Regions from separate parts of the Mus musculus genome. Here all the other regions are linked to region 3. A link is a loop called in an ENCODE intact Hi-C map of the cell type or tissue named here. Cell type or tissue: heart. All regions are shown on one strand.

What was found. Hi-C counts contacts between places; a loop is a spot of excess contacts. Peaks named below come from ENCODE experiments on the same cell type or tissue, not always from the same donor. Only the 100,000 strongest peaks of a DNase experiment are listed, where the experiment ranks them.
Region 1: it touches region 3 in a loop (4-fold over the local background); 40 of 42 quality-filtered maps call a loop at or near these places.
Region 2: a loop joins it to region 3, with 5 times the contacts of the local background. A loop is called at or near these places in 24 of 42 quality-filtered maps.
Region 4: it touches region 3 in a loop (9-fold over the local background); 11 of 42 quality-filtered maps call a loop at or near these places.
Region 5: a loop joins it to region 3, with 24 times the contacts of the local background. A loop is called at or near these places in 12 of 42 quality-filtered maps.
Region 6: a loop joins it to region 3, with 10 times the contacts of the local background. A loop is called at or near these places in 8 of 42 quality-filtered maps.

What each region holds. Positions count from the first base shown.
Region 1 is chr13:33,077,122-33,082,121 of GRCm38, forward strand. It overlaps a transcript of Serpinb1b not described here. Among named protein-coding and RNA genes, the nearest start is that of Serpinb1b, 4.5 kb to the right of the region's middle. In heart, CTCF peaks have their summits at 2,547 (motif pointing left), 2,747 and 3,406 (motif pointing left); a DNase peak (open chromatin) is centred at 50; H3K4me3 peaks cover 232 bases; H3K27ac peaks cover 222 bases.
Region 2 is chr13:32,962,304-32,967,303 of GRCm38, forward strand. It overlaps Serpinb6b (serine (or cysteine) peptidase inhibitor, clade B, member 6b), which reads left to right and starts at 2,958. Exons shown (of 7, transcript NM_011454.2): 1 at 2,958-3,240. In heart, a CTCF peak has its summit at 2,926 (motif pointing left); a DNase peak (open chromatin) is centred at 3,268; H3K4me3 peaks cover 1,189 bases; H3K27ac peaks cover 3,701 bases.
Region 3 is chr13:32,901,462-32,906,461 of GRCm38, forward strand. It overlaps a transcript of Serpinb1c not described here. Among named protein-coding and RNA genes, the nearest start is that of Serpinb1c, 5.8 kb to the left of the region's middle. In heart, CTCF peaks have their summits at 1,180 (motif pointing right) and 1,951 (motif pointing right); DNase peaks (open chromatin) are centred at 1,270 and 1,950; H3K27ac peaks cover 839 bases.
Region 4 is chr13:33,001,670-33,006,669 of GRCm38, forward strand. Serpinb9 (serine (or cysteine) peptidase inhibitor, clade B, member 9) reads left to right here and starts at 2,872. Exons shown (of 7, transcript NM_009256.3): 1 at 2,872-3,026; 2 at 4,864-5,000. The coding sequence starts at 4,874. It overlaps Gm36181 (a long non-coding RNA gene), which reads right to left and starts at 4,138. Exons shown (of 3, transcript XR_382177.2): 1 at 3,926-4,138; 2 at 1,186-1,282. In heart, CTCF peaks have their summits at 3,052 and 3,254; DNase peaks (open chromatin) are centred at 2,982 and 4,032; H3K4me3 peaks cover 1,029 bases; H3K27ac peaks cover 2,369 bases.
Region 5 is chr13:33,760,240-33,765,239 of GRCm38, forward strand. No RefSeq gene overlaps it. Among named protein-coding and RNA genes, the nearest start is that of Serpinb6e, 81 kb to the right of the region's middle. In heart, a CTCF peak has its summit at 2,744 (motif pointing left); no DNase peak of the experiment used is centred here; H3K4me3 peaks cover 484 bases.
Region 6 is chr13:33,892,038-33,897,037 of GRCm38, forward strand. Serpinb6c (serine (or cysteine) peptidase inhibitor, clade B, member 6c) reads right to left here. Exons shown (of 7, transcript NM_001382852.1): 4 at 3,232-3,349; 5 at 1,767-1,909. Among named protein-coding and RNA genes, the nearest start is that of Serpinb6c, 11 kb to the right of the region's middle. In heart, a CTCF peak has its summit at 2,385 (motif pointing left); no DNase peak of the experiment used is centred here.

The DNA.
Region 1 (5,000 bases), 180 kb after region 3:
TGCCCCTACTTCCCCAAGTGGGGACCCGTGGCCTGAGTAGGAACTGAAATCAACCTGCTCTTTCCTCTCCAAGTTGCTTTCGTCATGGCATGTGGTTTTATCACAGCAGTAGAAACTCTGACTAAGACAGAGGGAGTGGATGGGCTGCCGCTCTCATCTCTTCTGCTTCATGAGGGCGAGCCTCATCTCCCAGAAACCTCAGCAAGCGGGCACCATCTTGGAAGCAGAGAGAAGCCTTCATTAACACAGAACTTCCCACAAGCTTTCGGTCTCAAAAAGTGAAACAATTTTGTAAGTAAACTTCTCAGTTTCACTATCGAGTTATAACACCACAAAGTAAGATATTAGCATCATGTTTTCACTGTGACTACACAACCACCCCAGCCGTGACAGTGGCTTCCACTGTGAGTGATGACAGAGACTGGAAGAGTTTGAGATTTCTATTGGGTCTTTAAGGATGACAGTGGTGATAGATCATAATAGGGAACTGTAGTGAGGGCCTCACCATGCTGAGAGAGTTCTTACTTGGCTTAGATTTGCATGTTGGCAGAAACATGGGTTGTAAAGGCACCTCCAAGTGTATCTAAGATGGAAATGAGGAACAAGGTGTGAGAAATCCAAGGAAAGACTGGCCTCTCAGAAAGTGACAGTGACCTTGGCAGAATTATGCCTGATGATTTTATGTGAAAGTAAAAAAAAATAATAATCAAAATAATCAAAATCTCTAAGCAAACTGTTGAGAATACACAATTGCTTAATGTTCAATAAAAGAAGGCAAAAAGATAAAAGACAACTTATAATGGAAAGAGAAGCCAGGTACGGAGGTACACACAAGACTGTTATCCCAGCCAAATGGGGTCTGACACAGGAAGATGGCCAGTTAGAAGCCATTTTGAACAATTTAATGCTTTCCTCAAGATATATACAGTGAAAGGTTGTCTGTGCTTAATCCTTAGTTTTTCTCTCTCTCTCCTTGCTTAGTTTTGCTCTCCTCCCCTTCTCTTTCTCTCTCTCTCTCTCTCTCTCTTTCTCCTACACCCCCCCCCCCAATACACACACAGAGGACAAGAGAAGGGTGTGTGTGGGAGGGAGAGAAACATACAGATACAGATATAGCAGAGGCAGAGCAGGGAGAAGAGAAGAGAGGGCGAAGTGAGGCAGGGAGTGCTAGTGAAATTCTCTACCATGTTAAAGAAAGAAAGTACATGCTCAGGAAAAGACTACGAAGGCTTTGCCAAAACTAGCCTTTGATCAAGAGATTCATGTGGCAAGAAGCCAGATGCTATTCATTACTGCAAGCCAGAGCAAGTCAAAGTCATCAAGGGATTATCCCAATTGCCATGCCTACCACACACCAGAATGCCTCAGACAAAAGAGTTTCAAGGAAGGGACCCAGTGTGCTGTGGGGACTCGGGATACCACAGCTGCCACATTCCAATGTGGCACTCCTTGTTTCTGCTGTCCTTCTTGAAGTCCTTGAAGTTGTTTCAAGATGTCTCAGGTCAGCTGATTGTGAGGGGGGATCTGTGTGGCACATTCTCCTGGATTTCAAGTGGACCTACCACAGAATGATCACTAATGGAGCCAGGGATTGTCATTGTGAAGTTTCCACCAGGAAGGTGTTTCACAGAAATAAAGGCAAGAAAACTGAGCCAGGGAGGGGCAGTGTGTGTGTGTGTGTGTGTGTGTGTGTGATTATTAAATATAGCTACAACCTAGGAAAGTCACAAACACTGGACTCAGTTTGTAAGAGCTGCTGCGTTTATGCACCTGGGGATGAGGTCCATCAAAGCCATGGACAATCAACTACCTTGCCCTTCCTGAGTGTGTGTCCAAGATGTGGACTAGGGAGGTGTGATGTGGGTATTCTCAAGCCTCAAGCCGTCACAGTGCTTGTAATATTGAGATTTGGAAGTTTGTAGGGCCCACCACTTTTTCCTTGCCTGTCGCTGAATTTTACAAAGAAAATTCTGTCTTAAACTGGACCTGTTTTATTTTGGAAGAAACTAGATTGTTTGGTTTCACAGGTACTCTAAGAATAATATTTTGAAATTTATATCTGATTTTGGTAATACTAGAAAGAAAGTTGAGTGGCATGGGATGAATATATACTGTATGTGAAAAGAAATATGTCCATTTATATTATTATAATAAAACACTGTGGCTGGATAACTATGAATTCTTCACGGTCATGGCTGGGCATCTGAAATAGCCTTCCTAGGAAGTGTAAGGCATCACAGAAGAAAACAAAACCAAACAACCAATCAACCAAACAGAAAAACTGGGAGAGCATGTGCATCTCTTCTGGTTTCTCTCTGTCTTAAAAAATGTAAGCAGATAAGAAGCCACCAAAAAGCTATGCCCCTTGGAGCCAGATTTTGTGCCTCTGCTGAGTTCCCACCAGGACAGTATTTCGCAGAGCTGAAGGCAGGGATTTCTCCCAGATTTCAGAGGGGTGGGGTGGGGTCGGGACTTGGAGGACAACGATGACGACTACAACTACTACAGGACAGACAAATGAGTGCCACCTAGTGGTAATGAGGATGATATTCTCTTATTCAGTCAGGGCTCCCCACCCTGAGAATCTTGTGTAATCTTAATCACTTTTCAAAGCCCCCACCTCCCAAGCACCACACACGAAGTTTCTATCTTCTGATACTTCACAGCGGGCATTATATCCAACACGGGAGTGCTCAGGAGACAAGCTCAAACCATATCCTGACTATAGCAGACATGAGTTCAAGGAGAGCAGGGCTGGTGGGCGGGATACTGCATTTTGAATGTGTTGTTTGTAAATTTCATATTGGAAGTTAATCCTCTAACAGTATTAAAATAGACATTGTGAGTTTGATTGGGACCTTATAAAAGGTGTAGTTAGACCTTATTTGATTCCACTTTCCATCTTTGAGGACACCATAACAAGTTTTTGTTTTGTTTTGTTTTTAAATTTGTGTGTGTACACAGCCATGAGTGTGCTTGCTGTGGCACTTGCACAGAGGTCAGAGGACAACTTTCAGGAGTCAGTTCTTTTTTCTACTGTGTGTAGATTCCAGGCTTCAAATCCGGGTGTTCAGGCTTAGTGGCCAGTACCTTGACCCCCTGAACCATCTCACTGTCTTCACAGGATACTATACTGAAAGCAGACAGCAAACCTGCTGGCAACTTGAACTTGAACTTCCCAGCGTGCAGAGCCTTGAGACAAATTTTTGCTGTTTAAAATCCTTCCAGACTTGGTACATTGATATTCAACACAATTGGCTTAAGTAGACAAGCACAACAGAATTCAGTTGCAGAATGAAATGATACATTAAAAGTTGGGCCCAGGTGACATACCAAGGGACTAGCAGACTCTACAGGTTAATGTCTAGCTTACCAGCAAGTCACCAGAGTGACCTCTAGTGGATGCTCCAGCCTTAACCTGTGGCTAAGGGTCCAGGATTCAGAGGTGTGGCCACTGATGGCTCTGTAAACTGCAATCAGGAGGGTGCATTGAACAGCGCTGCCAATATGGTGCCAGGAGCCTCCCGGCCTGGAGAGGGTAGAGACAGAGACACAGAGTAGGACTCTGGTGTGGCTTTAAAGACTGAGGGTCTCTGGACGGTCTAGCTCTCTAACTATACTGAAATGCTGATTCTATACTATACTAAAAGGTCCTAAAATTTTTCTTGCTCCTTCTGAGGGTAAGAAGCTGCTGGCTAGGTATTGACACCAGAAGTCTAGCAGCAGGGGATTAAGTAATGTGGCCTTTGTTCTATCTCAGCAGGAAATGCGCGGCTCTTACTTTCAGCCTGCTGGTAGAAGTAGTGCGAAGAAAAAGGTACATTTTGAAAAGTGATTATAGCATTTATTTCTAAGTTGTAAAAAATTACCTATAAAAGCTCTCTAGGAAAAAGGGGAAAAGCAGAAAGGTCCTAAGTGGGCAGGGGAAAATTTTTCTCACTCTTCTCTTTGGAGCAATAAACTTCTATTGATTTAGGAGAAGAGAATAATGTTCACAGAAGGAAGAACTTTTACATAAGCAAATATCCATAAACTCAGATACATCCATATACAGATTCACACATGCATATTTATACATTTCCATTCAAACCAGTCAGCTTGCATACATTCTCACAATTCCATACATATACACAATCCATACTTACATATGCATTTGGAGCAAAAGACCAAGCACCAGTGCAGAAAGAAGTCACGCATTCTGGATGAAAAATGAACTCCAATCTTTATTGCATAGAGGAAGTAAAAGCTTCTACCCTTTTAATGCTAAGTGAATTAAACCCAAGTTTTTAAGAAGAAAGCTTTGTTTCTTTAATAAGACTCAGCTTGCCTTGTTATTAAGAAAAGATCTGTTCTGTCCCATGGTTAGGAGAAGCCTGCCTGCCCCTCCTGCTCTCTCTGCAGCTTCTGCTCAGATCTGACTAAAACATGTTGTGTCTAGAAAGTAATCCTCAGCTCAGTTCTGACTCTTTTCTTTGTCCTAAGCACTTAAACATCTTTCAGAATCCATGATCACATGTTAAAAAGTTCACTACCACTTTGCATAAATTCACATCATAAATCGAATAAGAAGTTTACAGCAGTGAATGTTTACATGCATATCCATTAGGAGTAATTATCTGGCTTAACATTGATCACCTGTCACAGCTCCACAGGTTCACTGAAAATGAAAAATCATAACTAAGTTATTAGTGAAATTTTGTATAGATAAACACAGTCAATATTTTATCTTCTGTTCTAGCACCTAAAATAAATCATTAGTTCCCTTTTTATGACTTTTGGTTAATTGCTTTGCAACCTTTTGGAATGTGCTCTGAGTAGTAGAAAGTCTGGTTACTATCTAGAAGCAATTCACTGGGGATGCATGGGAGACTGACAGAGTTCTCATTGCAGTTTTGACTATCAGAAAAACACCTAATAGCAGCCCTACTATAAAAGACCTTAATAAATACTGATATAAATTCTTATAGGATCATCATTATGAATTAAGAAGTCATCCATTT
Region 2 (5,000 bases), 61 kb after region 3:
GAAGCTGAGACCTGGAAGTAAAGTAAATAAACTAATTAATTACCGAAAGAAACGATGATCGTGTTAAAAAGCAAGCTTTGATGCTGAAGGTCACACAGTACTCAATGCCAAAGAGCAACCCAAGAAGATATATCTGGTGTTGTCCTGCTGCTGATTGGTTCAGACTGGAATGTGACTTTTAGAAGAATAAAGAGCTGGCAGCAGAGCTTAGGCAGAAGAACTGGTTGATAATTCCTGCAGCTGGAGAGAAGGCAGACACAGAGAGACACAGATAGACAGAAGGAAGACAAGGGAGACAGGAGAGAGCTGGGAAGTGAGAGTCACACAAAGAGACACAGTTGGCAGAGAAGTTCCTTTACTTTAGAGGCTAGCTCTGAGTCTGCCTTGGCAAAAGAGCAATGGCCTTAAGCTATATAGATGTCACTGTGTCCTAATTAAACCTCAAGCTGAATCCACTAATGGACCACAATAGATATGCATGTGTGTGCTGTATGTGAATGTATATGTGTGTGAATGATTGTATATGTGCGAAAGCACATTGTCTACAGTGTGTTGATTATAATTTCCTTGAAATTCTTCACACACTTTTCTCCCTCTTACTTAATTCCCTCACAGAGGCAGTCAACGGGATTGTGTAGTCAAGCTTTGTCAGTGTACCCTACTCCATATGTGAAACAGGGACTTCAAGTGGGTCTTTCCTTTACAAAACAGCAGTTGGGTCCATGTTAGATGAAAATACTAAAGTCAAATGCCTGTGTCATGTCTGTGCACATACATACCACATTGTTATCTGACCTTACTCTGGCCACCCCTACCTCTCTGGTCCATCATGTTGCAGGCCTGTAACCCCTGCACTTGGAAGATAGAGGCAGGTAGATCAGAGGCGCAAGGTCATAATCAGCTACAAAGCACATTTTAAATTCATCTAGCAATACTTGAGACTATCCTGAGCTCTATAAGTCTGTCTCAACTCATACACAGACAAAGACACGCCCCCTCACACACACACACATGGTGGTGGTGGTGGGGAGAGACAGAGAAAACAGAGAGGGAGATAGGTCTTAAAACCAAAAAACAAACAAACAAAAAAAAAAACAAAAAAAAAAACAAAAAACAAAAAAAACTAACCAACCAACCAACCAAAACATTCTGGGAAATAGACAAGAAAAGATATTCTCTTCTTAACTTTCTAAGAGATTGTAATATGGAAACCATTACTAACAATCATCAGGATCAACAATGGGGTAGTGTAATGGGAGACAGAGATTGAGGCTCAGTTCTTGGCACAGTATGAACATCATGTAATCTACAGCCAAAGAGCAGGCAGGTGATGGTAGGTTAAAAAAAAATACTAGGAGCAAACACTGCAAGTGACTGGCATTCTCACCCCTGCTGAAGACAAGCCAGGGTGATCAGATGCTGTCTGGGTGACATGGTTGCTGGTGGTCAGATATCAAGACTGATCAGGTATAGAAGAGGAAGAGTTTGGGTTGGCTAGCAGAAGAATTCTTGTAAAAGCCGGATTTTACATGTGTGCATGAGGGCTCGTGACTATCAACAGTGGAGGCAGAAAGTCAGAGTTTGAGGCCTGTATAGGCTATATAGTGAGACTTTATTTCAAAACAAGACAACAAAAATATGGATTTTTCTCAGGACGTACATACATAAGTTTGGCAAAAGACCCAGAAGACTGGCTGGAATTGGACTCTGCAGAGAATCGCCATCAGGTACCGTCCTTATGAGGATGGATTCCACAACTAACCAAACGTTCCGTGTATTTATCCTTTTAAGAATCTGGATTCACTCCAGGGTATTTTTCCATCTCAGGACTCATTTAATTGGAATGCACACACTGATACCCCAGCTGGATGACTCTGTGTGAATTAACATGGACGGGAGCTTAGCTGTATGCTAGTTATGACAACCCTTGAAATGGTTTAAAGTCAAAACATCTATCAAGATACACACAAAGGAATTCAGAGAAGCCAGAAAAGGAGATAAGAGAGAATTCTGTGCAATCTTTTTAGAGAGGTCACCCAAACATTTTAAAGTAACGACTTGTAGATCTGTGGTAGAGAACCGAAATAATGCTCCCTGTTGATGATAAACCGGAAGTTAGTTATACAGAAGAACCCTAATGTGCACAGGTACAGAGGCTATGTGCCCTGTAGTTTGAAAAAGGGTGGGCCAGAAGGATAAGCCAGAGCAATAAAGCTGCACTGGAAAGAATGCAGAGGCTAAATGAAGCATTCCTTTGTGTTTCTGTATGTCAAGAGTCACATCTCACAGCTGGTGTGGTGGCCTGGTCTGTTATGACACCTAGAAAGGCCAGTGTGGTGCTGAACATTCTATAAGGTGCTACAGCTTAGACACAGCCGAGACACACCTAACTCAAATGTCAGAAAGGTCAATGTTGGGGATCCTTGTCCTGGTGTGAGAGTGAAGAAGGCAGAAAAGAATCTGAGGTCTCCAGAGCTGACCAGTCTCTTAAACCTGGCCAGCATTCTCTCCACCGGGTCTTTTTGCTCGATAGGAGAGATGTGAGATGTTAGAGTTTTTCTGCCATTTATATAAAATGTCAGTACCTGAGGGCTGGGACAGTAGTGGAGTCTTGGACACAGTAATTACAAGGGAGGCTTCTGTGGTTTTCTGTGCATACTCGGCAAAAACTTGGACCCTGGTTATAACCCTGAAAGGAACTCCCAACATTTCTGTTTAATGCTGTCTCATTTATTCCCATTGAGAGTTAGCACATTTTAGTCATTGAGGCCATAACACTCATGTAGTGTGGAACACACCCTCCCACAGAGGGAGGAAGACAGGGAGAGAGGAGGAGGGGGAAAGAAGAGAAGAGGAAGAGGGGGGGGGGGGCGGGCGTTGCATGCCCCCTAGTGGACACCCTTCTAATTGCTTCATCCAAGCGGTTTGGTTAAATCCCTTGGTTTTCTGAAGTAGGTAGTCATAGCAAACAAACAGTGCTAGCGAGGATTCCTGATTTAACTAGACCAGTCTGCAGCTAGCTGCTGAACCCGACTGCAGGCAATGGTCAAAGTGCAGCGATCCTGCTTTTCCGTTTCTTTTCCTTTTCACCCGGACAGCCCACAGCCCCTCTGACACCTCCCCTGGGACTTCCTGACTCTGGGACCTCCCCACGCTGCGCCCTGCAGCTATTTGAGGCCAGAGCACAGGCTCTTCCTTCTCTAGATTCTGCTTGCTGACAGCCTGAACCTGGGGTTCCAGGTAAGCTCTGCTACGAGCTGGCTGAAGATGGTGGGGTAGGGTGCTGGGGTTGTGGGACCTGGATGGGAGGAGCTAACTTGGCGCATGGAATGGGCATGACATAAGAATCCTGCAGGGATTGGTACGAAGAGGTATCAAAACCAAGAGGGACCTAGTCTGTCCAGGGCGGCAGGCTTTGCCACCCTTGTGGCCTCTTATTGGCTGAGTGAGCCTGCGTCTTAGAGACGGGGTTGGGCTGTTCTCAGGGGGTTGCCCATACCCTTAGTGCCTTTAAGCTTGGATCAATACCCCAGGATTTGTCCAGTTTTGTCCTTTGTTTGTTTTTGTTGTTCTCTTGTTTGTTATTGTTTTATCACACTCGTGGCAATGGTGGTGGAATCCTGCAAGATTTGATGTCTGTGGGACATAGGCGAAGTTTTGATAAAGTTTGTGTGTCAGATGAAAGCTCAGGTTTTCCTCCCTTCCTTTGTTTTGTTGGTGGACCCTGAGCCTGTTCTTCTGCTTGCTCAGCCCCAGAGCCCCAGGCTTACTGTTCCTCCTTCTTACCTTGAATCCATTTTGAGAATCGGAAGTATGGAAATCTAGCATTCATGTGCTGTCAGGAAGCTAGATGAGGTTTGGCTCTTTTACACCGTTTTTAGGGTATGTGGGAAACAGCTGCTTGTGAGAGCATTGTACCTGAGGCTGCCCACTTCCTCGTGTGGTTTGTGTGTGGAGGGTCCGACTATCAAATAACATTTGTGTTAAGGTCCTGTGAGCCGTGCTGGGGCCCAGTAATGTGAATGTGGTTACAGGAAATGACTGCTGTTTGTGTTTGAGAACTACCCTGAGTATCTGTACCCACTATGGCTTCTGTTGTCACACAGAGAGGGTGTATGGTTCACACTTTGTTCCCTAAAGCATGTTCGCTTGGATCCCTGTGTCTTCTTCCATGGATTTCACACTTAGTCAACCAGACTCAGCAGATATAAACCAACAGCAGATAAAAACTACTTTGGAGAAGCTAGGTGTTCTGTAGGTAAGCCAGCATCCAAGAGACAGAGTCAGGAAGATAAGAGTGGGAGGTCAACCTGGATGACACAACGATGAGACTCCAATTCAAACGTGGCTAAACTGTTTTTCCTTTTCTGCTCTAAATAGTATGGTATAAAGGGTGGTTTATTTGGCATTTACATTGTATAGTGTAATGTAGGTTATTTATAGATGATTTGAAAAATACAGGGAGATGTAGATTGGTTATATCAAATATTATAGTATTTTATTTTTTAATTTAACTGTTTTGCATATCATGTGTGTTTCCTTGAGTGGGTATGTGTATGTACATATGTGTGTATATACGTGTGTGGTGCCTGGCATCTTTTTTTATTATGCTTTCTCCACCTTATATTTTCAGGCAGGGTCTCTCAGTGAACCCAGAGCTGGCCATTTTGGCCACCCTGGCTAGTTAGCTTGGCGTGAGAAAGTTGCTGGAGGAAGTTTCTGTGTTAGTATGGGAAGAGGAGCTCAGAAGGGGGCCACAGGTGCTGCCTTAGAGAAACAAGTCCCTCAGAGTCAGGGGTGAGTTCAGGACAAGAGAAGGAGTATAGATCTAGGGTCAAATGTCAATCAGACTTCTCAATGGCAAAGGCGATGGCTGAAAGCAGTTAAGCAAAGATTCAGATGTAAAAATCACACCCAGACTACTATAGACCCTGGTAACCTCTCAGTGGAATGTAAGGATAATGATCATATCAGAAAAACAATAAATCAAAATAACTGAT
Region 3 (5,000 bases):
ACCCACCAACCCTGCTCTCCCAGAACTCATGTCTGCTATAGTTAGGATATGGTTTGAGCTTGTCTCCTGAGCACTCCCATGTTGAATATAATGCCCGCTGTGGGTATCAGAAGATAGAAACATCGTGTGTGGTGCTTGGGAGGTGGGCGCTTGGAGAAGTGATTAAGATTAGCCTCATTTATAATAGCCAGAAGCTGGAAAGAACCCAGATGCCCCTCAACAGAGGAATGGATACAGAAAATGTGGTACATTTACACAATGGAGTACTACTCAGCTATTAAAAACAATGAATTCATGAAATTCTTAGGCAAATGGATGGAACTAGAATATATCATCCTGAGTGAGGTAACTCAATCACAAAAGAACATACAAGGTATGCACTCACTGATAAGTGGATATTAGCCCAAAAGCTCGGAAAACCCAAGATACAATTCGTCAAACACATGAAACTCAAGAAGAAGGAAGACCAAAGTGTAGATACTTTGGTTCTTCTTAGAAAGGGGAACACAATATCCATGGGAAGAAATACAGAGACAAAGTGTGGAGCAGAGACTGAAGGAATGACCATCCAGAGCCTGCCCCACCTGGGGATCCATCCCACATACAGTTACCAAACCCATTGTGGATGCCAACAAGATCTTACTGATAGGAGCCTGATATAGCTGTCTCCCGAGAGGCTCTGTTAGTGCCTGACAAATACAGAGGTGGATGCTTGCAGCCAACCATTGGAATGAGCACAGGGTTCCCAATGGAGGAGCTAGAGAAAGGACCCAAGGATCTGAAGGGGTTTGCAGCCCTATAGGAGGAAAAATATGAAGCAACCAGACTAAACCACCAACCAAAGAGTAGTCATGGAGGGGCTCATGGCTACAGATGCATATGTAGCAGAAGATGGCCTTGTTGGACATGAATAGGAGGAGAGGCCATTGGTCCTGAGGAGGCTTGATGTCCCAGTGTAGGGGAATAACAGGACTGGGAAGCGGGAGTGGGTGGGTTGGTGAGCAGGGGGAGGGGGGCATGATAGGGTTTTCGGAGGGGAAACAAGAAAAGGGGATAACATTTGAGATGCAAATAAAGAAAATATCTAATAAAAACAAAACAAAACAAAACAAAACCAAGATTACACAAGATTCTCAGGATGGGGACCCCTGACTGAATACGAGAATATCATCATCATGGCCACTAGGTGGCGGGCATGCCTCTGTTCTTAAGGACTATGACTCCAGTGCTTGTGGCTTTCCCAGGTTGCTGCTGTACTTCATAAATTAGCTCAGCAGCTCTGAAATCTGGGAGGAGACCCAGCCTTCAGCTCTGTGAAATACTGTTCTGGTGGGAAATCAGCAGTGGCAAAAAACATGGCTCCAATGACCATAGCCTTCTGGTGGCTCTACTTCTGCCTCCATTTTAAAAGACAGAAGCCAGAAGAGATGCACATGTGCTCCCAGTTTTTGTTTGGTTCGTTGGTTGCTTGGTTTTGGTTTGTTCTGTGATGCCTTACAATTCCTGGGAAGGCTATTTCAGATGCCCAGCCTTGATCCTGGAGAATTCATAGTTATCCAGCCGTCATTTATCATAATATAAATGGACATAGTCCTTTTCACATACAGAATATATATTCATTCCATGTCACCCAACTTTATTTTAGTATTACCAAGATCATATATGAATTTCAAAATATTATTCTTAGGGAGCTTGTGAAATAGAACAATCTATTTTCTTCCACAATAAAACAGGTCCAGTTTAAGAGTATTTCCTTTTTAAAAAGTCAGTGACAGGCAAGGAAAGAGTGGCGGGTCCTACAAACTTCTAAAGCTCAACATTACAAGCACTATGACAGGCTTGAGAATACCCCATCACACCTCCCTGGTCCTCATCTGGCACACACTCAGGGAGGTCAGGGTAGTTGGTTGTGCACGACTCTGGTAGACCTCATTCCCATGACCACTAGGTGGCGCACGCAGACCTCTTACAGGCTGAGTTCTTCCCTGTGTGCTGTGGCTTTCCCAGGCTGCAGTTGTACTAAATCATTCTCCATCCACCTCCCGACTCCCCAACAGGAATATTGGAAGAGCACTGCCTTTAGTTCTGGGAAACACCTTCATGGAGGGAACTTTGCAGTGGCACAACCCCTGGCTCCAATAGCAATGGTTCTGTGGTGGATCCACCTCTGCAGCCAGCCCTTCTCTGCCTAGTGCCTCCCTTGAAATCTGTGGCATTGTGGAACATTACTATTGTATATTTTCGGAGCACGGATTGCTATGAACAACTGAAGTCATGAAGAGGGAGACTCCTGTACTCAGTGATATTTGCTGCCCCACCCTTGAGAGCAGAAGTGATTTACTACAGGCTAAGGCCTGTCCTGATCTTCACACGTGCTGCCTATTCAGTGCTCTGGATTCTCACAGATACCACGAGAGCCTTTGCTTTATACTTTGAAAGCATTTTGAATTATCTTGCTCTCCTCTCACTCAGTTTAGAAACTGTCTTGGGGTGACTTGTGACACATTAAATTGATAAGGAATTATAAATCTCACAATCATGTTTTACTAAATAGTGAAATGTGATTAATTTTTAAACTTTTTTGATTTCTAATCAATTTCTTCCTTCCTTCCTTCCTTCCTTCCTTCCTTCCTTCCTTCCTTCCTTCCTTTCTTTCTTTCTTTCTTTCTTTCTTTCTTTCTTTTTCATTTTACTTTCTGCTCACTGCCCCCTCCCAGTCTTAAACTTTATTTATTTATTTATTTATTTATTTTTGAGACAGAGTCTCTATGGCTGTCCTGCAACTACATCTGTAGAACAGGCTAGCCTCTAAATCTCATTTTTAAACTTTTAAACTTAGCCTCTATAGTGCATTTCATTATTCCATTTTCACACATGTATATCATCCTACATAGCACAGATCAACCCCCACTTTACTGTCTCTTGTCCCCATTCCATGGGAACATGGGTCCTCCTCCCCAATAGTCACACTTTTATATCTTTAAAAAAAAACTCTGGGTTCCACATTCAAGGATTTGTGAAGGGGCTTTAGCTGGCCTGACAATGGCAAACATGAATCAGGCCTTGCTCTTCGCCCCCATTTCCTGTCCTTGCTAGAAATGGTTAGACTGCATTTCTAAAGCTAGCCATCAAGGTCAATTTCCTTATTTGGCCAAAATTAAACAGCTCATCCTAACCTGGGATTTCCCCTTTGACCTTTGTAAGGCGTCATCTGCCTGTGGGCCACGTCTGTCTCCTTTCTATCCAGAGGCAGTCCTTTGTCCGCCTTCCCCTTGTTCCTTTCCCACTCTTCCTAGTCCTCTAGCTCCTGTCTTTGTCTCTTGTTCCCTGGTCTGTGTTCCACTGGGCTAATCTGCTCTGTGTAGAGAGTGTGGTCTTGGGGGTCTTGAGCTGACTCTGAGGGTACCTACAGTTTGTCCTTCTGAGACTGGTTTGTTTCATTAACATGATGATGTCCAGTTCTATTCCCTGTTGTGCAAAAGACATAATTTCATTCTTGGTAGCTGAGTAAAAACACTCACTATTGTGCATAAAAACACCATGAAAAGTGACTGTACAGGCAAGTTATTTCCATGATTGTACCTCTGGATAATAATTTTTAACTTTATGACACATTATACAATTGTTGGTGAGTGTGCAAGCATGTGGGCACACCTAGTGTGTTCACCACATACCATGATCATGACAAGGTCAGAGGACACTTTGCTGAAGTGGATTCTTTCCTTCTACCATGTGGGTCTAGGGGATTGATCCCAGGTTGCCAGTCTTGGTGACAGGATTTTTTACCTACTGAACCATTCCACTGGCTTTCAAAGCCCAGCTTTGACTCCTCAGGGTAAACTGAGGCAGGCAGCAAGATGTGGAGTAGGTGATTGGGGTCAGTGCTGAGAGCATCTGGCAAGAGTTAGCACTAAGAGGGACTGATGAGGGTCAGTCCAGATAGTGACCCACAGGGGCTGCTGCCTCTGTCAGCCAGCATTAGAGAAATTACTCAACAGACGATACAATTCTCTGAGGAGCAAAGCTTGATTCACTGAGTGTAGTGGCTTGAATATGTTTGGACTAGGAAGTGGCACTATTTGGAGTTGTAGCTTTGGAGTAAGTGTGTCACTGTGGGTGTGGGCTTTAAGACCCTCCTCCTAGCTGTCTGAAAGTCAGTATTTACCTAGCAGCTTTCAGATGAAGATGTAGAACTCTCAGCTCCTCCTGTACCATGCTTGCTCCCACCTTGATGATAATGGACTGAACCTCTGAACCTGTAAGACAGCCCCAATTAAATGCTATCTTTGTAAAAGTTGCCTTGGTTATGCTGTCTCTTCACATAAGCAAAATTCTGACTAAGATACTAGAACTGGTACTCCCAGTGTCCAGCAAAAAATTCTGAACCCTTTTAACTCTTAGTGGCCAGAGAGATAAAAAAGGAAAGAGAGAAAATTTAGACACACACACACACACACACTGAGTAGATGAAGCAAAAGGCAGACTCCAATAACTTCATACATGCAAATGCATATGTACATATATACATGCACATATACATGCATACATATAGACCTGCAGACAGACAGAAATATATACATTCACACATAGAATGGACACTAAGTTTCCAACATGCTAGTTTCAAGCATTTCCCACTAACACACACGCATACACATACACACACACATATATACACATATGAACATATATACATATACACATATACACACATAATCATGTGCACACACACACACACACACACACACACACACACACACACACACACACACACCTGGAAGGTGGATGGAACAACTTTCCAACACATACCTACACAAGCTCTACATACATACATACATACATACATACATACATATATACATATTAGATGGATGGAACAAAGTTCCAACAGCTTTATTTTTTTCTCTTACAGCTTATATATCAAAAAGTTTTCAAGCAGTATAAAACTGCAATGTGATTATGTTCTAGTTTTCTTCTAGTGAATGACGTGGAAAAAAAAGTAT
Region 4 (5,000 bases), 100 kb after region 3:
TGGTGGCTTCTTCTCCTATGCCCTCTTCTGGTGTGTCTTTAGACAGCTACAGTGTACTTATTAAAATAAATACATAAATCTAAAAAAAAAAAAGAAATTGGTGTCATGCAATTCATTTGCAATATGATGATGACGAAGATGAAGATGATGATGCCTCAAGAAAAATGGGAAGTAATGTGAGTAGGCAGTCTTATAGAAAGGTTTTTAAAGGTTCAGTGAGCACATGAGCTTATGATTGACATCATTACTCATCAGGGAAAACTCAAAACCGTAAATGAGTAACCTTATCACACCGATTGGCTAAAATAAGAAAAGAAAAAACATGCACGGGAAGAAACTGAAACTTATAGCCTGTTGGTGGGGCATATAATACACAGAAGACCTCAAAAGCATTAGGTAGGTAGTTAGTTCTTCAGAGTATGAAATGTAGAGTTGTCATAAGACCCAGAAATTCCTTGGGCTATACCCTAGGTAACGCCAAGAGAGCATATATCTATACACAAATTTATACATAGACATTCATAGTAAAATTAATACCAGATAAAAGATAGAAACAATCTAACGCTGACTGATTGAATACAAACTTAATTTAGATAATATCTTTAACCAGACAAAGAAACAAATGTCTGACAAATATTGTCTTGAGATACTAAGGAAAGAACAAAATAGTTAAGCAGATTCAGGAAAGGAATGAAGTCCTACATTCCCGGGTCTGATTAAGACTCTTGCCAGCCCAGTTAACAGGTTCTGTGACGGTTGCTGACATGCACACAATACTCATTCTCTGCATGGATATTTCAATGAAGAAGAGTAAAACAGCAATCATGCTTACAGCCTAAGCATACAGAGTCATTCTCCTTTTCCAGATGTGAGCATGCAAATTCCTAGGACTCTTAGAAGAAAACCTATTTATAGTCCAAGAGATGCCTTGGCAGCCTTCTAACCCATGCTTTATCGTGCCTGACTATAATTCCTATGCAAGGTACCCATAAAGTCATATTTATTTAGGAAACACAAGGAAGGGAACTTAGGCATAGGGGGTTGCTGTTGTAGCTCTCTGGGATAGAAGCCCCAAGCAGCAAAAATATGGAAAATTTTGACTCCATAAAATTCTCCAAGTGAGAGAAGAATGAGAGTCCATGCCATCAAGCAGGAAGTGCACTGAGAATGATCACAATAACTTACTTAAGGGAGACGAAGTCCATGGAGAAGCGTATTGCTGTGGGACCTGTGCTCTGTAGAGTGGGTGCTGTTTTCAAGGGCAGGTCCATGTAGTAATAGACTACATCCAGAAAACCAAATTGGGGGGTGAGTGAGTAGATAAAAGGCTAGAACATTCTAGCCAAGAATAAAAAAATAAGTTGGTTCATTGTTGAATGAGATGGAGCTGGGGTGAGGAAGGAGAAGCAGAACAGAAAGGAGATACTGCGTAAATGAGGAAAATACCTAATTAAAAAAAAAAAAAGATACAAGGACAAAGAGGAAGATAGCAGTGGGCCAGCTGCTTCAGTGACGTGGGATCAGGGGGAAAGTGACCCCAAGAACAAAAGTTAAGACAGGAGGTGGTCAGACTGGCTGTTGATCAAAGGAGAGAAAATACGGTAACCTAAAGGGACAGGAGGTTGGATCTCCTCCTGCTGGTGGAGGACAGAGGGTGAGGAAGCAGATGTTGCAGGTAAGGAAGCCAAACCTTGCCTCAAGCAAGATGATCAAGAAAGCCAGGAGCTAAAGGTCCTGCAGCTGCTGTCACTTCCTGCTGGGTCAGGGGTTAGAGGAGAGTGGTGTGAGGAGATTCTTGTGGAAAATGGAGCTGAGAGGATGAGCACCTTGGAGAAGCCAAAAAGCAACACAGCAAGCTTCAGGGAAGAAGAGATTGGAGAAAAGCCATGAGCCACAAGGAGAACACGTGGGAAAGAAAGCTTTCTAGATTGAGTATACCACAGGGTTTAAAATTGAATGGACTCTCAAGGTTAGCAAAATGGGTGACTCATCCTATAGACAGGGTGAGCCTCTCCTGTGTCTGAGAAGTCTTCCTAATGTTCTTTCCTGTTTCCCACCAAGGCTTCCTATGTTGAAGTTCTACTTATGCGTTTGGCCTCGTATAGTTTCATTCTTTGTCATTTTAAAAGCTTGTCCTTAAATAACTGAACAAAGAAATACTGAATCTCTATTAACTACAAAGGAGAATGAGGTTTTCTCAGCAACTTTGTAAGATGTAGCATCTGAGAGCCACCAAAGCCACACATGAGGCTACTGCTGAGTCACTGCAGCCATGCTCGTCTTGAGAGCCCTGCATGCTTAGGTGTGTCTCATTCTCTCTTTTCCTACTTTTCTTCCCTTTCTGTATTACTTTTTAAAAATATATTTGTGTTTGCTTCTCAATAAATCCAACTCCATCTCATACGATCTCTTTCAGAAATTTCTTTCTCTGGCAAAGTCAAGAATGGTGGTTTCACTTGAGTTGAGTTTTTTTTTTTTTTTTTTTTTTTTAAACATATTCCAATGCCCACAGCTCACATCGTGTGGCAAGCCTGTCGCCTGTGCCCCGGTCACTGCCACCTTGAACACTTAAGGCTGAGCCTCAGAAACATCTGTTTAGCAAAAGACCACACACATGATTGCATACTCTGTTTAAACAAAGTGCTCATGACTGGTTAAAAAAGCCAGAAAATGGGTTAGTGTTTGCCAGGAGAGGAGGCTGGGTGTGTGGAAATGGATTTAGACACGGGGCACCCTTCACATCTACCACTTGCCACCCCGCAGGCCCAGAGTTTTATTAAAATCCCTGACATTCTCCCTTGGTGCACAGCGAAAACTCCTGCTACTTTCACTTTCTCTAAGGACCCAGTTTTTTCCCAACCCCCACTCATCCTCTTCCTGCTGTGGTCGCCAGAGCCAGAAGCAGCCTGTCTCCCCGCCCCTGAGCAGGAGCACAAAACCAGAAGTCCCTGCCTTGTACAGGCAGCTCTGAAAGCCTACTGGGAGCATCAAGGCTGCAAACGCTGGATTGAGAAGCCGCAACTGTGGTAGGTGCGGGCATCTGGCTCGGGGTGGCGCTGTGGGACCCGCAGAGGTCATGTTTACAAGGCATAGGCTGAGTCCAGGAGGGAAAACAAGACTGCTTAGTTAGGGAAAGAGACAGCTGGGAGGTAATGTCTGATGAGCTTTTTAAATGGTGACTCCTTTAGGATCTCCAGCTGGCCAATGGCAGAGATGCAGATCTTAGGGCTGGTTTCTAAGCTGTGTTGGCTCCTCCTGAGCCAGGCCTGGGGACTGCAGGATATTGGCGGCCTCTCCACTGGTATCTTTTTATGCTTTCTATCAGTCCTTACCACCTAGGCAATTTGAAAGCCTCTGTCTTCTCCCTGTGGATCTTGCAAAGTAATCCCTCTCTTACTTCCGGACCCTTTAAACATCTGGGGTCTCTGGTACAAATTTGAGCACTGCTCATTCTCATTTATAAAATAATTCACTCCATGCTGACAGTGATCATATCTTTGATAACTTTATCTGAGAAATCAAATACCCCTTTATTTGAGTATGCTTACTATTAGAGTGCCAGACATCCCCCTTACCTTCAGAGAGCTCCAGAATATGGAGTAGAAAGGACAGCAATCAGTAAGAGAAAGGTGACACTTAAGAGAAAGGTGACACTTAAGAGCAGACCTGGGGTGGGGAAGCTGCACTAGGGAAGGAGAGCAGAGGCCCTGAGGCTGTCCTGTTCCAATGAAGTTGGGAAAGGGGAGTAGTTTGAACTCAGTGACAGGGATGGGGTAGGGAATGTTCTAGGTGAAATAAACTGCACTTCAAGGACTCAGAAGCAACTTTAAAGTGACATAAGGGCAGGAATGCAGGAGAAGGGGGCAAGCTGGGTTAGATGAGAGGACTAGCCAGAGAGTAAGTCTTTGAAATAAAGCAGCCCCACCTTTCCTCCAGAGCCCTGGAAGTCATAAGGGGAGGAGCCAGAGGATCCGAGTACACTCTCAGGTTGCTGTGTCCCTCTGTCTGAGGAATGGGAAGAAGTGTGGTTTGAGTGTTCTGATGCTCCCTAGGCTATGTGATCTGCATGTTAACTCAGTAGGAAGCACTCTGAACATATGTGAGGGTTCAAAGGTGAACCCTGGAACAGTGAGAGCACAGCCATGGGATGCACAGGGACTCAGAACTGGGTTAAAGTGTCAGGAGCAGTCACTTAGTCTGGGCCAAGCTGTCCATCCATCTGGAAGATGAGTCATAATCAGTAGAAAAGCAGCCAGGGTGCCTGCAGCTGATGCAAGGTCCTCTGAGCAGCTACTGCAGGGGAATGCTCCCCAATACACAACACAGTAATAATGCTAGCTTGTCTTTGGGTCTCATTTAGCATCTCAGTGTCTTTTCTGTAGCATCTCGAAAGTGGGGAGGATACTGTCTAATTCTTCATGGGTAACACAGGAGTCTTCACAGGCAGCGTCCAGGATACAGAGTTGCTGAGTCAGGCAAGAGGACCCAATGTTCCTGGTTGTTTTCTTCTTCGTTTCCTCTTCTTCCTTCTTCAAACTCTATTGTCTTCAGAAGAGAGGCGTTGGTCTGTATGGGAGAAGGCTGAATACCACCTCTCTCTGCTGTGTTTTGTGTTTGTGCTCCTGATGATCTTGCGTTCTCCCTGTGCAGATGAGAAGAAGCTAGTTTGGTTTGCTGCAATGACCACACTTAGCTAATAACCTTAAAATTGGAAGGACTGTAATCTAGAATGAATTTTTGAAATCTAATTTAAGGTACCTATGACCTTTGAAATGACAACCAGAAACAGAGTCCCAGATTTCCCTGCCTGAGAACAATGAACCTTCAGCTCTACGTTGATTTTTATATCTCCTTTCCCTCCAGACTCTGCATCATGAATACTCTGTCTGAAGGAAATGGCACCTTTGCCATCCATCTTTTGAAGATGCTATGTCAAAGCAACCCTTCCAAAAATGTATGTTATTCTCCTGCGAGCATCTCCTCTGCTCTAGCTATGGTTC
Region 5 (5,000 bases), 860 kb after region 3:
TGGTTAGCGAGAATTTTATTGAGTATTTTTGCATCAATATTCATAATGGCTAAGATCAAAAATTCAGGTAACAGCAGATGCTGGCGAGGATGTGAAGAAAGAGGAACACTCCTCCACTGTTGGTGGGATTGCAAGCTTGTACAACCACTCTGGAAATCAGGCTGGCGGTTTCTCAGAAAATTGGACATGGTACTACCAGAGGATCCCGCAATACCTCTCCTGGGCACATATCCAGAAAATGTTCTAACTAGTAAGAAAGAAACATGCTCCACTATGTTCATAGCAGCCTTATTTATAATAGACAGAAGCTTGAAAGAACCCAGATGCCCCTCAACAGAGGAATGGATACAAAAAATGTGGTACATTTACACAATGGAGTACTACTCAGCTACTAAAAAGAATTAATTTATGAAATTCCTAAGCAAATGGTTGGACCTGGAGGGCATTATCCCAAGTGAGGTAACCCAATCACAAAAGAACTCAAATGATATGTACTCACCGATAAGTGGATATTAGCCCAGAAACTTAGAATACCCAAGATATAAGTTACAATTTGCAAAACACATGAAACTCAAAAAGAACGAAGACCAAAGTGTGGACACTTTGCCCCTTCTTAGAATTGGGAACAAAACACCCATGGAAGGAGTTACAGAGACAAAGTTTGGGGCTGAGACAAAAGGATGGACCATCTAGAGACTGCCATATCCAGGGATCCACCCCATAATCAGCCTCCAAACACTGACACCATTGCATACACTAGCAAGACTGTGCGGATAGGACCCTGATATAGCTGTCTCTAGTGAGACTATGCTGGGGCCTAGCAAACACATAAGTGGATGCTCACAGTCAGCTATTGGATGGATCACAGGACCCCCAATGGAGGAGCTAGAGAAAATACCCAAGGAGCTAAAGGGGTCTGCAACCCTATAGGTGGAACAACATTATGAACTAACCAGTACCCCGGAGCTCTTGACTCTAGCTGTATATGTATCAAAAGATGGCCTAGTCGGCCATCACTGGAAAGAGAGGCCCACTGGACAGGCAAACTTTATATGCCCCAGTACAGGGGAACGCCAGGGCCAAAAAGTGGGAGTGGGTAGGTAGGGGGGTGGGGGGAGGGTATGGGGGACTTTTGGGATAGCATTGGAAATGTAAATGAGAAAAATACCTAATTAAAAAAAATTTAAATGATGTTTAAAAAATCACTAAAAAAAAAAAAGAAAGAAAATAAATGGAGAAGAGTAGGTAGAGAATTAAATGAAATTTTGGCAAAGCAGGGCCCACCCGATGCTGTCCCTGGGAATGTATTTACTTGTTGGAGTCTAATCCATGATTTGATAGAAAATGCAGTTGATGATCCAGAGAAACAGCAGCTTTTGTCAGTGGCAGAATATTGCCTCTGTCCCTTGTCTCAGGAAGCTTCAGAGGGCTCCCTCCCTACTAAAAAGCCTCCAAATACTGCAGACAGGCCTGAAGTCCCACAGGCTGCTCTTTAACTGCATGTCAGGGTAAGCACTTTGCCTGCCAATCCGCCACTGATCAATCCAGTCTTTAAAAAAAATCTTTGGCTGAAGGCCCTTTAATTTCTGGAGACTCAGACACTTTAGAGGAAGAGGTAGTCTGCCCCATAAACCCAAGCGACTGCTGTGAGCTTCAGTCCCTCCTTGCAACCCTCTGCTCTATTTGCCACTGATCTGTGCTCCTATGCTGTGGCCCCAGGCTCTGCAGGTTCCTACTCTCATTGATACTAAAGACAACCTAGAGTCTCAGGTAGCAGGATTACAAGAAGATCTAGAGCTCCAGCAGCAGTATGCCCGCCTTTCTACAGAGCTTGCCTCACTCCAAAATTCTTTAAAAGAAGATAGAGTTTTAAAGTTTTATAATACCTTGTCTTTGAGAATTAAAAAATTTTTGACAAAACCACTTAAATACTGGACTGTTATAGTCGGTTTTAATATAACATGGACAGTGACTAATTACACTTTCAATTGTTTCTCTTGAAGAGAGATTGTAACTAGAATGTTTGAAAGGTTATTATAGTCACATGTGTATAATTTATATATTTATTAATCAGAAATAAGAGAAAGTCTTTAAGTTGTCTCTGTAAATAACTATCTTCTAGGGAAAACCAGTTTGATCAGTAAGTCTAAAACCCAAATAATTATAAGGATCCTCCTCCAGCCGCAGCTTCTTCAGGCAGCGTAAAAAAAAAAAAAAAAAAAAAAGCTCCGCGAGCCGTAAAAACCAAAACATTGGCTTTCCCAGTAATCACTCGCTCCAGGAGAGCTGCTAGCTGTGACCTGCCCACTTCTACAGGGGAGGAACAGCCCCCCAGTCACCCATGCCGAATCTGCTTCTGCAGAAATTGGGCCTTTAGAAGCGCCCCAGGCAGATCTCTCTGAGGACACTAACAGCGAGGGCAGGGAAGATTTTGAGAGTGATAACAAAGTATAACTTGAGCCAGAAGAGCAAGTATCTGTCCCTATCCAACAGAGTTCCACAGACTACGTTTCAAGGACTTAAAAGAGCTTAACTCTGCGGTTAGAACTTATGGCCCGTCTGCCCCTTACTCACTTTCGCTCCTAGAGGCTCTCCCAGGAGGTGGATATATGCTCCCTAGTGAGTGGATCAAAGTGATCCAAACTGTGTTGACTCTCTCAGGCAATTTCTCTCATGGAAAGCAGATTTCCTAGATTAGTGCCAGACCATTGCAATGGCTAATCAGAAAAACCCTCGAGTGCCATCTACTGGCTGGACCTTTGAAAAGCTTTCTGGTCAGGGAAAATATGCGGCAGAGGCCAGGCAGAAACATTTCCCAGTGGGTCTTTTGGCTCTGGGAGCTTGGCGCGCTATTCCTATGAAAGAATCCGTTATTACTCCCTTTAACTAAAATTATTCAAGGAGCCCAGGAGGACTATAGTGAATTTGTGAGTCATTTGCTTGAGACGGCAGAGAGGACCTTGGGTCATGAGGATGCAGACAATAAACTTGTAAAACAACTGGCTTTTGAGAATGCTAATTCGGCATGTAAGGCAGTCTTGCACTGTAAGATTAGGGACAAGGATCTTAATGAGATGATTCATCTTTGTTGTGATGTTGATATGTTCACTCACAAGATGTCCCAGGCAGTCAATCTTGCAATTGGTGCGGCTCTTCAGCCTGTTATGGCAATAGGCGTGGCTCTTCAGCAAGCCGGCCCCCCAGAAAAGTTGTTTTAAGTGTGGCCAGCCTGGACACTTCACACGACAGTGTCCCACTGTGCCTTTCCTTAATGGTGCTCCAGCGCAAACTACTGACCATTCTTTTTGGCCTACACGGCCCAAGTTTCTTTGTCCACGCTGCAAAAAACGGCAAACATTGGGTAAACACCTGCCAAGCTCACACAGATGCTTCTGGGAATCCCCTGCCTCCTGTTCAGGGAAATGGATATGGGGGACAGCCCCGAGTCCCCAAAACCATCCCCTTTCTTCCGACCACGGGGTACAGCCAGCCACAAATCAGCCACTGGTCTCTCCAGAGCCACTACAGGTAGGGCATGATTGGACTTGTGTTCTGCCGCCTACACAGTTTTAACACCCAAGGATGACGTTTACGTCCTCCCTGAGGGGGTCTATGGGCCAATACTTATTTTCTAATATTAGGGTGTGCTTCTGCCAGTTTAAAAGGACTTACTGTCCATCCCTCATTAGTAGATAATGACTACACTGGAGAAATTAAAATTTTAGTTAGTGCCTCTCAAGAACCAATATCTATATTCAAAGGGCAACGTTTAGCACAAGCCTTGCCTCTACCCTTAGACACTTCCTATCCAGCAAAGGGCACATGTCATGGCTCCTCGCAGCCAGGGTCATCAGACCTTTATTGGGTTCAAGCAATTACCAAAGACCACCCGACACTCTGCCTTAAGATAAACGGCAAGAGCTTTGAGGGCCTTTTAGACCCAGGTGCAGATTCCACTATGATTTCACAAAGTGCCTGGACTGGTGCCTGGCCGGTAAAGGCCTCTTTTACTCATTTACAGGGAATTGGACAATCTAAAAATACCTATGGTCACTTGATCTTTGACAAGTGGAAAAAAGACAGCATTTTCAACAAACGGTGCTGGCACAACTGGTGATAATCATGTAGAAAAATGTGAATTAATCCATTCTTATCACCTTGTACAAAGCTCAAGTCTAAGTGGATCAAAGAACTCCACATAAAACCAGAGACAATGAAACTTATAGAAGAGAAAGTGGGGGAAACCCTTGAAGATATGGGCACAGGGAAAAATTTCCTGAACAAAACAGCAATGGCTTGAGCTGTAAGATCAAGAATCAACAGATGGGACCTCATAAAATTGCAAAGCTTCTGTAGGGCAAAAGATACTGTCAATAAGATAAAAAGGCCACCAACAGATTGGGAAAGAATTTTTACCAATCCTAAATCTGATAGGGGACTAATATTCAATATATACAAAGACCTCAAGAAGCTGGACTCCAGAAATTCAAATAACCCCATTAAAAATGGGGTGCAGAGCTAAACAAAGAATTCTCAACTGAGAAATACCAGAGGGCTGAGAAGCACTTGAAAAAATGTTCAACATTCTTAATCATCAGGGAAATGCAAATCAAAACAACCCTGAGATTCCATTCACACCAGTCAGAATGGCTAGGATCAAAAATTCAGGTGACATCAGATGCTGGCGAGGATGTGGAGAAAGAGGAACACTCCTCCATTGTTGGTGGGATTGCAAGCTTGTACAACCACTCTGGAAATCAGTCTGGCGGTTCCTCAGAAAACTGGACATAGTACTACTACTAGATCCAGCAATACGTCTCCTGGGCATATACCCAGAAGATGTTCCAACTGGTAATAAGGACACATGCTCCACTATGTTCATAGCAGCCTTATTTATAATATCCAGAAGCTGGAAAGAACCCTAATGTCCCTCAACAGAAGAACAGATACAGAAAAGGTGGTACATTTACACAATGCAGTACTACTCAGCTATTAAAAAC
Region 6 (5,000 bases), 990 kb after region 3:
GATGCCCCTCAACAGAGGAATGGATACAGAAAATGTGGTACATCTACACAATGGAGTACTACTCAGCTATTAAAAAGAATGAATTTATGAAATTCCTAGCCAAATGGATGGACCTGGAGGGCATCATCCTGAGTGAGGTAACACATTCACAAAGGAACTCACACAATATGTACTCACTGATAAGTGGATATTAGTCCCAAACCTAGGATACCCAAGATATAAGATACAATTTGCTAAACACATGAAACTCAAGAAGAATGAAGACGGAAGTGTGGACACTATGCCCCTCCTTAGAAGTGGGAACAAAACACCCTTGGAAGGAGGTACAGAGACAAAGTTTGGAGCTGAGATAAAAAGATGGACCATGTAGAGACTGCCATATCCGGGGATCCATCCCATAATCAGCTTCCAAATGCTGACACCATTGCATACACTAGCAAGATTATGCTGAAAGGACCCTGATATAGCTGTCTCTTGTCAGAGTATGCCTGGGCCTAGCAAACATAGAAGTGGATGCTCACAGTCGGCTATTGGATGGATCACATGGCCCCCAATGAAGGAGCTAGAGAAAGTACCCAAGAAGCTAAAGGGATCTGCAACCCTATAGGTGGAACAACATTATGAACTAACCAGTACCCCGGAGCTCTTGACTCTAGCTGCATATGTATCAAAAGATGGCCTAGGCGGCCATCACTGGAAAGAGAGGCCCATTGGACACGCAAACTTTATATGCCCCAGTACAGGGGAACGCCAGGGCCAAAAAAGGGGAGTGGGTGGGTAGGGGAGTGGGGGTGGGTGGCTATGGGGGACTTTTGGTATAGCATTGGAAATGTAAATGAGCTAAATACCTAATAAAAAATGGAAAAAAAAAAGAAAGAAAGAAAAGAAATACTTGATCAGGAAAAACTGAAGAATTTATTTAAAATAAAGCATGAAATGAAATTCATTTCCTAATAAACTGTAGGTTCAATTAAAGTTAGCCTAAAGATCTGAGGTCTGGTTAATGATCCAGAATGTGATGTAATTAATTTCTCTTGTCATCCTAGGAGCATAGGCACCAGGTGATGGGGGGAGGAGGGAGGAAGAGACAGAGATGAGGGGGAAAAGTAATATGGTTACAAAAACATATTCCAGTAACATGTCCCAGATTGTGTTTATCCCATCAAACCAGAAGTAAATTTCACTCAGTGCTTCAGTGTTTATTGAGCACCAACCATAAGTCAGGCACTCATTAGACAGCTCTCTGCCCTCAGCTGTTTTTCCAACAGGATAAGAAAGGTTATTTTCCCTCTTTGTAGGAACCAACACGAGGTGTGGTCCTCTTGAAGGAGGCAGGAAACACAAGACAGCACTTCTGAGAAGACACACTGAAACGACCGGACTGTGCACAAGGAATGGGCTGCATTCTGGGCCAGAAGGAGACTCATAAACCACATCTGGAGTTTAGATTTTCTTATGTTCAAACTTCTATGAAACACCACTGCAGAGCTCTGCCATCAGGTTTGGCCTCAACATCTGCCAGTGACAGGATAGCCCTTGACAGAAGCAGGGCCAGGACTGAAACCATATACCCTGCAGCCATCATTGGCAACATGCAAAAGGAGAAGGGAAGAGAACCTCCTCACAGCTGAGAGAGGGTCCTGCCTGAAGGGCTGCCCAGAGACACTAGAAGCACAGGCTACATGAGGAACCTCCTTATGTTTTAGAAACCAGTGTGAACAGAGGACCTTGCCCAGGAGTCTCCTTAGTTACTGCACTGTGGTTACCTTGCTGACTTTGAATGGCATCTCCCTGGTGTCCTCTTTGTTAAACTGCTTCTCCCACTTTCCTTTGAAGTAGACAGCATTCACGAGGATCAGTGGAGTGTTTGAATGTATTGTACCTGGAGATAGCAACTCTTTGATTTTATCTGAAAGAGGGAAGATTTTTAAAATTAATTAAAGACTTGTGGTTTGGATGAGAATGGACCCCCATTGGATCATATATTTGCATGTTCAGTCCTCAATTGAACTATTTGGGAAGAATTAGTAGGAACAGCCTTGGTGGAGGAGGTGTGTTGTGGAGGTAGTCTTTAAGATTTCAAAAACCGACAGCAGGCCCAGTCTCTCTAACTGCCTGCTGCCTGTGTAGATCAGGATGTAAAACTTCCAGCCACTGCTCCACCACCATGTCTATCTGCTTCCTACCATGATGATCATGAAATAACCCTCCTAAAACTGTAGGCAAGCCCCCAGTTTGACGCATTCTTTCATAAGAGTTGCCTTGGTCAGGGTGTCTCTTCATAGCAATAGAACAGTAACAAAGCTAACCCAATTACCTAACAAAAGTGGCTGATATGTGCAAAGGGCTGACAGGCAAATGGCGCCACCTGCTGCTCTGGTCAGAACCTTACATAGGAGATTTCTCTTGATATAAAAGGACCACATATCCCTAAAAGCAACAACCCTGACACCAACATCTAAGATGTCAGATCAAAGGGCAGCCTGATCTACAGACTGAATTCCAGAACATCCCAGCACTACACAGAGAAACCCTGTCTCAAAAATTTTTTCAAAAGCTTTCTGATTCCTGATTTAGAGCTAGCAATGCAGACCAACTTTAGAATACTTTGCTTTGCCTAGCATATTCAAGTCCTTAGGTTCAACACCAGGCATGTCAAAAGAACTCCTGATTTAATGAAGAAAAGTCATTATTGTTTGAAGCTCTTGCAAAGGTACTAATAATATGATTATTAGCAATAGACTACAAAGCCAGGAATGATGGCACATATCTTTAATCCTAGCACTTGAATGGCAGGGGAAGGTGGATCTCTGATTTCTAGTCCACCTTGGTCTAAATAGTGAGTTATAACACAGTAAGAGCTATAGAGTGAGGACCTGTCTCCAAAAACAAAAATAAAAATATTAGAAACAGACAGATAACCTGGCAGGTGAAGGTGCTTGCTACCAAACCTAAAGAACTGAGTAGAATCCCAGGACAACACTGGCAGAAAGAAAAAACCAAATCTGTGAGTGATTTTAACTGCAGGTGTGCACAGACAAACATAGACACACAACAAACAAATAAACAAACAAGCCCACATAAATGTACCACTTTTTCAATATAAGCCAACTGATTGACATGGATGGGGTAAATATAGCTCAGTGGCAGAGGAGATCCTGCTCAGGATTCCCAGGGCATGCAGTCAAATCCTAGCACTGAACACAAACAAAACAGAGAAACTTTGTTCACCTTCTGTCTTTTTGGCTACCCAGGTGTTGATGTGCTGTCGGGACTGCTCTGTAGCACCCTTAAAGTCCAGCTCTTCCATCTCTGCTTCATAGAACTTGTGGCAGGAATCTTTAAAAGACTGAGACAGAACAACAAAATTATACAGCCATGCAAGTGATTAGCACCAGCAGCCTCTTTGCCAATGCCCAAAAGCAGATAATCAAAATTTAATCCTGTATGATATGACTTGTAAACAAACATACAGAAAGAGTATAAAATCCATCCTTCCTGTTTCCAGCTGTCTAGCATTATGCTTAGTTTATGAATGACATAAGATGCTGATTGGTTTATAATAGCCAGAAGCTGGAAAGAACGCAGATGTCCCTCAATAGAAAAATGGATACAGAAAATGTGGTACATTTACACAATGGAGTACTACTCAGCTATTAAAAACAATGAATTCACGAAAGTCTTAGGCAAATGGATGCATCTGGAGGATATCATCCTGAGTGAGGTAACCCAATCACAAAAGAACACACATGATATGCACTCACTGATAAGTGGACATTAGCCCCGAAACTTAGAATACCCAAGATACAATTTGCAAAACACATGAAATTCAAGAAGAAGGAAGACCAAAGTGTGGATACTTCATTCCCCCTTAGAATGGGGAACAAAATACCCATGGAGGGAATTACAGAGAAAAGTTTGGAGCTGAGATAGAAGGAAGGGCCATCCAGAGACTGCCCCACCCGGGGATCCATCCCATAAACAGCCACCAAACCCAGACACTATTGCATATGCCAGAAAGATTTTGCTGACAGGACCCTGATATATCTGTCTCTTGTGAGGTTATGCCAGTGCCTGGCAAATACAGAAGTGGATGCTCACAGCCATCCATTGGGTGAAACACAGGGCCCCCAATGGAGGAGCCAGAGAAAGTATCTAAGGAACTGAAAGGGTCTGCAACCCTATAGGTGGAACAACAATATGAACTAACCAGTAACCCCAGAGCTTGTGTCTCTAGCTGCATATGTAGCAGAAGATGGCCTAGTCAGCCATCATTGGGAGGAAAGGCCCTTAGTCTTGCAATTATATCCCCCAGTATAGGGGAAGGCCAGGGCCAGGAAGTGGGAGTGGGTAGGTTGGGGAAGAGGCAGGGGGACGGTATAGGGGAATTTTGGAATAGCATTTGAAATGTAAATGAAGAAAATATCCAATAATAAAATAAATAGGAGAAAAAAAAAAGATGAGAACCACTAAAGTGCACCATGAACAACTGGATCTCTGAGGCAGTAGCTGAAGCTCAGGGAGGTAATCGGGAGTACCCTCAGATGCAGTATCACACTGCTGTCACTCTAAGAGGCCACCTCACTGGCTATGACACCTCTGCATTGTGCACAGGCTGGACCTTTTACTACAGTTTGCTATGCCAAAAGAAATGCAAATTTGCACCATTCAGAATAGTGTCACCTATAGAGACAGACACCAGAGATGTGGCTATGGAAGCTATGAGATTGAATATCCATTTTATTTTATTGTACTTCCTGATATGAAATTTGAGTAGTTATATGTCTACGGCCACCATGTCAGGAAGCTCAGTTTCAGGCAGTGAGCAGTTTGCAAAAGCACAACCCATGGTGGCGTGTGGTCCAGTGGCTCATTGCAGTAGTGAAGGACAGGCCTCACATTCACAGGGCCTTAAAGGGAACTAATCATGAGCACGAGGCAAACAAAAGAAAAATCTACTTTCTTATATAGTGTATGAAATGACAGTGACATTGATAACG